2 separate regions of the Homo sapiens genome follow, and region 1 is linked to region 2. A link is an interaction called in ENCODE POLR2A ChIA-PET data of the cell type or tissue named here. Cell type or tissue: PC-9. All regions are shown on one strand. Links, peaks and the distances in the headings refer to the core of each region. The heading gives the core; the rest is flanking DNA.

Region 1 (3,448 bases), core at 285-2,784, 1.0 Mb after region 2:
ACACCTGAATGGGTGGGCGTGGGAATAGGGTAAGAGAAGTAGAAAAGAGGAAGGGAAAAGAGAAAGTACTGCATATTTCATACCTACTATAGTCTAGGACTGAGGATACAGCAATGATCAACATAGGCAGAGGCTCTAACAGATGCCAGGAGCCAGCTAGGCATTTGTCCGGCTATCTTATGATAATATTATAGGGAGGGAGGTGCTCCCATACCCCAAGTGGGAAGAGTGCGGCTCAGTGAGGCTGAGAAACTTGCCGTGGGTCACACAGCAGATGACTATTGGAGCTGGAATCTGAACCAGATCTCATTCCTACCATATCTGCTCTTTCCACTACATAAATTTGTTAAACAATGGTGGGTAAACCATGCACCTTTTTTTCTTTTCGTATTTTGATTTCAGTGTTGTATCCATGATTTGGAACGAGCCCACCTGAGCCTAATGATGCGACGAGATCATTGGATTATATATGTATTTACTTTAAAAACACAAGGTAGAAAACTTTACTGAGTCCATGAAAAGAAAAGCTGGAGACACGTCAAAGCCTGTTTTGATTTAAGTGGAATAGATCCAGCTTGAGTGTAAATTCGAGACTGTGTTTGCTTGTGTCACACTCTATTTTTCAAATTACTTTCATATGTCCTGTTTCATTTATTTCCCCCAGTTCGGAATGGGAAAACTGAGGCCTGGGACTTGAAATAACAGATGTATGTTTGTACAGCAAATCATCATGAGAGCCAAAACTCAAACCCATACTCTCTCACCGAACCCCACTGCTTCTTTCAGCACACAATAATTATTATTATGCCAAGTAAGTTTAACAAGGTGACTTGGATCGATTCATTCTGATGATTTGAGTTGGCTCCTGGGATCATCTGGGTAAATATTAGGCCCACATCTCTTTCCAAACATATTCCATCTCTCTCTCTCTCTTTGGTTTTTTCTTTTTTCTACATTTTCACCTCTGCTCCCTCATCATACCTCCCTCCCTTTCTCTGTTGAACTCCTCCCCTTCTCTTCTTTCCTCCCTTCCTCTCATCCTCTCACCCACAAAAACATTTGTTTGTCTTACATAGGGATAGTGTCATGTGACTGGGTGGCTGAAAGGAGAAGTATCTTTTAAGCTCCTGGAAGCAGAATATTTTCTTATGGATTTTTTATTGTTTGGATTGTTTTGCCAGGCTAATGAAAGAAGACTCTGAGGTCCCCTTATCTCAGGCCAACTAGAGGATGCCTTCAAGTTTTTGTTTTTCTTCCCAAGCTGGTTCCTTACAAATGCATCCAGAAGGTCATTCCCAGGTCCCCAAGATAGTGGTGGGTAATCAATCACATCCAGGACATCAGCATCACAGCAGATAAGCTCATGCATGGGAGGATTTGGGAAAGGAGAGAGGGGATCCTAAACTATCCCTGAACCATGTGCTCCAGCAAAGGCAAGTGGAGGGATTACTTTTTCTAGGAGTTCACTGGGACAGCCACAAGTATATTCTAGCTCCAATGACCATTCTTCCCTTTTGATTTTTGACTCAAAACAAATAAAAATACACATACATAAAATCCTTAAACATTTCCTATATAATCTGATAATTGCAATTCAGCAAGCAATAAAGATTGTGTGATTGTGTTTAACAGCTCCAAGGGATGGGTCCACACAGGGCCCCCAGGCAATAACTAATCCCTCTGAAACAAACAGAGAGGACTCCAGACCTGGCTTTGCCAAGGACAAGTTTTGTAAGCTTATTTAAGTCACCTGACTTCTCTAGGCCTCAGATTCCTCAGCTATAAAATAATGAGCTAGTTTATTATTTCAACCAATGCTTATTAAACATCCACTTTGTGTCAGGCTTTGTGCAAGAAGCTGGAAATATTTTTAAAGTATAGACACAGTATCTGTTCTCAGGGTCTCAGTGTTTAATGCGGGAAAAGATGCATCATAAGAGAAAAGTGCTGTGGACGGCAAAGGCAAAAACAACTCAGCCCAGGAGCTTATCTTTAGGATTCTTCCCAACCCCAAAAGTCTACGTGTATGGCATTTTTTTGTCTGTTCATTTTGTTTTGGTTGTCTTTTCACATGAATGTTATTTCATTCTTTCTTGACTAGTTGTTTTCAAATCATTGTTGCATTGTTGTCATTATCATCCATTACCAATTACTAAACACATACTGTTACCCCAAATGTTGTAATTACCCCAACTGTTGGTAATTACCCCAATGACTCTAAAAGTTAGACATTATAATCACTATTTTTTATATAATAACACTGAAGCCCAGAGAGGTTAAGTAACTTACCCAAGCTCACATCGCTAGAAAGTTACGGAACTGGGATTGGAGTTGACCCCTGCCAACTCCAAAGTACATGCTCTTTCTACTACTTGGTGCTGCCTTAGGTATATGTAGCCACTTAGGACAAACATCATTTACAGGAGCAGGTGTGATATAAAAATATGAGGCCCTTTGTTCAAATATTATTGAAAATTTCAAGATAGCAACAGCAAAGCATTAAACAAAGCACAAGGCCTGTCTAAGCACAGGGCTCTGAATGACTGCCCATGTTGCAAACCCAGGAATCCAGCCCTGCCAGCCACAATTCAGTTTGCAATGGCATCTCCCACTGAAGCAGAAAAGCTTCATAGCAATTTGCAGGCCCAGATCACACTCGCAGAATGTTTCAGTGATCATGCTTCACATGTAGGATTTCTGGCACTACCCAGAGGGTTCATTGTGAACCACCTGGCAGGACTTGGGGGCTCTGTGTGGTGGCTTTTTCAGAGTAGCCCTGGCACCTAACCTAAAGAATATTAATATCATTTCTGGTAATGCCAATTACTTTATTTTTTTTTGAGATGGAGTTTTGCTCTTGTTGCCAGGCTAGAGTGCAATGGCACAATCTCAGCTCACCACAACCTCTGCCTCCCAGGTTCAAGTGATTCTCCTGCCTCAGCCTCCCGAGTAGCTGGGATTACAGGCATGTGACACCACACCTGGCTAATTTTGTATTTTTGGTAGAGACAAGGTTTCTCCATGTTGGTCAGGCTGGTCTCGAACTCCCGACCTCAGGTGATCCGACCACCTCGACCTCCCAAAGTGCTGGGATTACAGGCGTGAACCACAGCGCCCGGCCAGCCAATTACTTTTTTTAATGTGGGGAAAGGTATATAATCTTGCTGAAAGAGTTTTGCTCCGTGTGATGGTTCATACCTGTAATCCCAGTATTTTGGGAGGCTGAGGCAGGAGGATGGCTTGAGCCCAAGAGTTTGAGACCAGCCTGGGAAACAGAGACCCCTGTCTCTACAAAAAATACAAAAAATTAGCCAGGCATGGTGGTATGTACCTGTAGTAGGAGGCTGAGCTGGGAGGATCACTTGAGCCTGGGAGGTTGAGGCCACAGTAAGCCATGATCATGCCACTGCACTCCAGCCTGGGTGACAGAGTAAAGAAAAAAAAAAAA
Region 2 (3,448 bases), core at 329-2,828:
TTCAAGAGCTATATGAATTTCCTTTTCCATAAACCATCTGTTCATATCTGTCACCCATTTTTCTAATGTGTTGTGGCACTCTTTACATTTTAAAAAAATTAGCTCTTTAACTGTGATATAAATTGCAAATATTTTTCCCATTTGTCATTAGTTTTTTTGTTTGTGGGTTTTTTAATGAAGAAATGATGTGCTTTTAAAGTGCCCAACTTATCAGTCTTTGATTTTACGTTTATGAGATTATGAATGAATTCTCCAATATTTTATTCTAAAATTTTTATGGTTTTGTTTTTATATTTAAGTCTTTGTTTTTGTGTGAGAGAGTGATCCAACTTTATTTTTTTACCAAATGGTTTTCCAGTTGTTCCAACATCATTTATCATCAATTTTTATCCTACTGATTTGAAGTGCTAACTTTATTATACTTTTATTTCTCATATATATCTGAATCTTATTCTCTACTATCTATTCTGATTCACTGATCTGCCTATGCATTTGTTAACCAGTAGAATACTTTTTAAAAAGTTATTGTTCTGGTACATTTTCAAAATTTCAAATATTTTAGCCAGTATTTATTTCACATTTTTAAAGTAGGAAAAGTGATCTTCTCATATAAACTTAACCCATTATCTTGATCAGAAGTTTGGATGATTGGGCCAGGCGTGGTGTCTCACGCCTGTAATACCAGCATTTTGGGGGGTCCACGGTGGATGGGTCACCTGAGCTCAGGGGTTCGAGACAAGCCTGAGCAACAGGGTGAAACCCCATCTCTACCAAAAATACAAAAGTTAGCTGGGTGTGGTGCCGCACACCTGCAGTTCCAGCTCCTGTGAGGCTTAGGTGGGAGGACGACCTGAGCCTAGTAGGCAGAGGTTGCAGTGAGCTAAGATTGCACCACTGCACTGTAGTCTAGGTGACAGAGAGAGACCTTGTCTTAAATTAATGAATTATTAACTAGGATGATTTCTTTGACTTAAAAATTTTCATGTGGTTGTATTCAACTTTGGGGTGGTAAAAACATTTATATATTGAATTACTTGCTGGTCAAGCCATGGGGCGCAGCCATAAGAAAATGGTTGTTATGGGCTTGTGTTATTTTCCATTAGTTTTAGGGACTTGTCTTAACCATCCAGGTAGCAGCAGCCACTCCACCAGGGGAACTATTAGAACATGTTGGGGACCACTAACTGGACACAATGAATATGAGCAAGACTCCTAAATCAATCTATCTGAAGGCTTACTACCATCATCCCCTCTTTTTCTCCTACCTTCTACACAGGCTGCCTTCTTTCATGATTTTCCTGGAATTCTCCTCCAATGATTATGGGGTTTGCGTTAGTTAGGCTGCTTTACATGCAAGGAAGAGAGATCAAGTCAGGCTATTGTTGTGGGCTGGGAGGTTGCTGTAAGTGAAAGAGGATATTAAAACTTTTTAAAGTCTCAGTTTACGCTGAGGTGGCAAAATGAGATGAGATACCACCACATAGATTTGCAATTTGATGAAGAAGAAAACCAGTTTCGCACCTTTGATCATCGAATTCCAGTCTATACAAGAAGTTAGAGAGGCCAGGAAAAGGTTGTTAGAAATTAGGGGACAACTTTTGGAAAGAGCTTTTGGTGTGCTATCAGTCCTACTCTTTCCCCCACCGAGGAGCAGGTAAAAGGTAATTCCTCCTCCATCTCAAATCTGGGTGAAAGGTCTTCAGAGAGATTTCTCAGATGGTTCAGTATGTGTCCCCTGCAGTCTGGGCATTCAGGTCTAGTTTATGACTCATCCCTGAGAAATCTAGGGAGTAAGTGGCTGAGGAGCTAACCGCACTGACAGCAGAACACAGAAGAGGTGGCTGCTGCCCTGGGCTGGGCCTGCACTCCCGAGTTTGTCAGGGCAAAGAATGGAGGAGTGTTTCTTGTCAACTTGTTATGAGAGAGAGTTGGGGAACAGTCATGTGAAATCTTGCTGGAGACAGCTGACTAGGGTGTTGGGGGCCGGTGATAGGTCCCCAACAGAAAAACAGGGATTTTGTATGTGTGGGAGGGGAGTGCAGAATTGAAAACCAGGGACCAACAGAAAAGTTGTTACCAACTTCTAAGGACAGTACTTGCCCTGGATCAAGGGAATGCAGATGAAATCCCATTTGAAATGGGGAAGCTTGTCCTCCAAAGAACCTACTAAAACACTCCCATGAGACAATGTGTCAGCCTTAAATGCCAGCTAGGTCCAGAAAGTAGACATGAGCTTGAGACAGTATCAGTCAAGTGAGAGCTTTCTTACCGTTTTCCATGTTTCCCTCTTCCCTTCAGCACTGAGAGAGGAATCATGGAAGCTCAAGGCAAAGAAAATGGCAGCAGGCCCAAGTTAGGAAAGGGGATTGGCATAACTTTGAAAGAAGTTTAAATTGTTGCAATATTCTGAACATACTAATTACTCATTGGAGGACCTTTTGTTACCACAAAGAAACCAGAAGTCATAGGATTTACCATATATTTTATTGAGCAGAAGTCAATAGCCTCACAGTATGAGTTTTAAAGGAAAGAGACAAAAATTAAGTTGCTTGACTCCCCAAGAGTAATGCTTGTTGGGTGTAACACAAATGAGGAAAGGGAAGACTGAAGACAGAATGATATCAGCGGTGGTTCTAGGCATGGCTCCTCCCCACATTTCTCTCCCCTGATCTGTGACTGTCCCTCTCATTGGCACCTCTGCTTTGCTCTGCATACCTGTCCCCCTTCTCTTCTACTTCCCACAGAACAGTCCTTGCAGTATTCTCCAGCCCATTTCTAAAGACATCTGGTGCCATCATGCACCTTATCAAACATGACCAATGGCCTTTGTCCATACCACCTCATGGGTCACCAGTCAGCCCCAGCACAAACTGTTCCTCGGTCACCTGCCTTACTCAGCAGCCTCTGCTGAAACCCAGGGGGCGAGGAGGAGAAAACACTTAGAGCTGCTTCCCTGAACTTTAGCTAGAATGGGATATTGGGATACTAGTATAGAAAACAGTCACTAACATATCCAGGCCAAGGTTACTTCTCCTCAATAAAAGGAAAAGGAACCTTAGAATAAGCCCAGGAATGAGAAGGTGAGGGGTTATTACAAGTCATTAGATAATTACAGTCACAGAGCATTTTTATTTTTGTCCTTTACTGGGGCACAGGACAGGGATTCTTAAAAGTTCTTTGTACACTAACAGTGAATTTTTTTAAATTAGGTTCAAGACTCCGTACAAAAAAGTAACATTGTTTCTTTGAATGTTAATTTTCTTGCCTATAAAATCAGAGTCCCTAGGTGATCTCCAAGAGGACTCACATTTCCAGCATTTGCTTTTCCATGTCTTGTCTAATCCTTACAAGTTCCTTTGAGTTAGATATAATTAGGCCAGTTTAAAGATAAGAAAACAGGCCCAGGGAAGTTAATTGCCCTAACCAAAGTCACAATGCTAGTAACAAA

Evidence for each region. ChIA-PET counts read pairs that join two places held together with the same protein. Peaks named below come from ENCODE experiments on the same cell type or tissue, not always from the same donor. Only the 100,000 strongest peaks of a DNase experiment are listed, where the experiment ranks them.
Region 1: POLR2A ChIA-PET joins it to region 2 with 7 read pairs; 1 of 35 experiments calls an interaction of 5 or more read pairs at or near these places.

What each region holds. Positions count from the first base shown.
Region 1 is chr11:86,933,446-86,936,893 of GRCh38, forward strand. All of the region lies in intron 1 of PRSS23-AS1 (PRSS23 antisense RNA 1), which reads right to left. It also overlaps a transcript of PRSS23 not described here. Among named protein-coding and RNA genes, the nearest start is that of PRSS23-AS1, 3.3 kb to the right of the region's middle. In PC-9, for the core only: no CTCF peak of the experiment used is centred there; a DNase peak (open chromatin) is centred at 1,696.
Region 2 is chr11:85,888,419-85,891,866 of GRCh38, forward strand. All of the region lies in intron 5 of CCDC83 (coiled-coil domain containing 83), which reads left to right. Among named protein-coding and RNA genes, the nearest start is that of CCDC83, 35 kb to the left of the region's middle. In PC-9, for the core only: no CTCF peak of the experiment used is centred there; a DNase peak (open chromatin) is centred at 1,763; H3K27ac peaks cover 1,426 bases.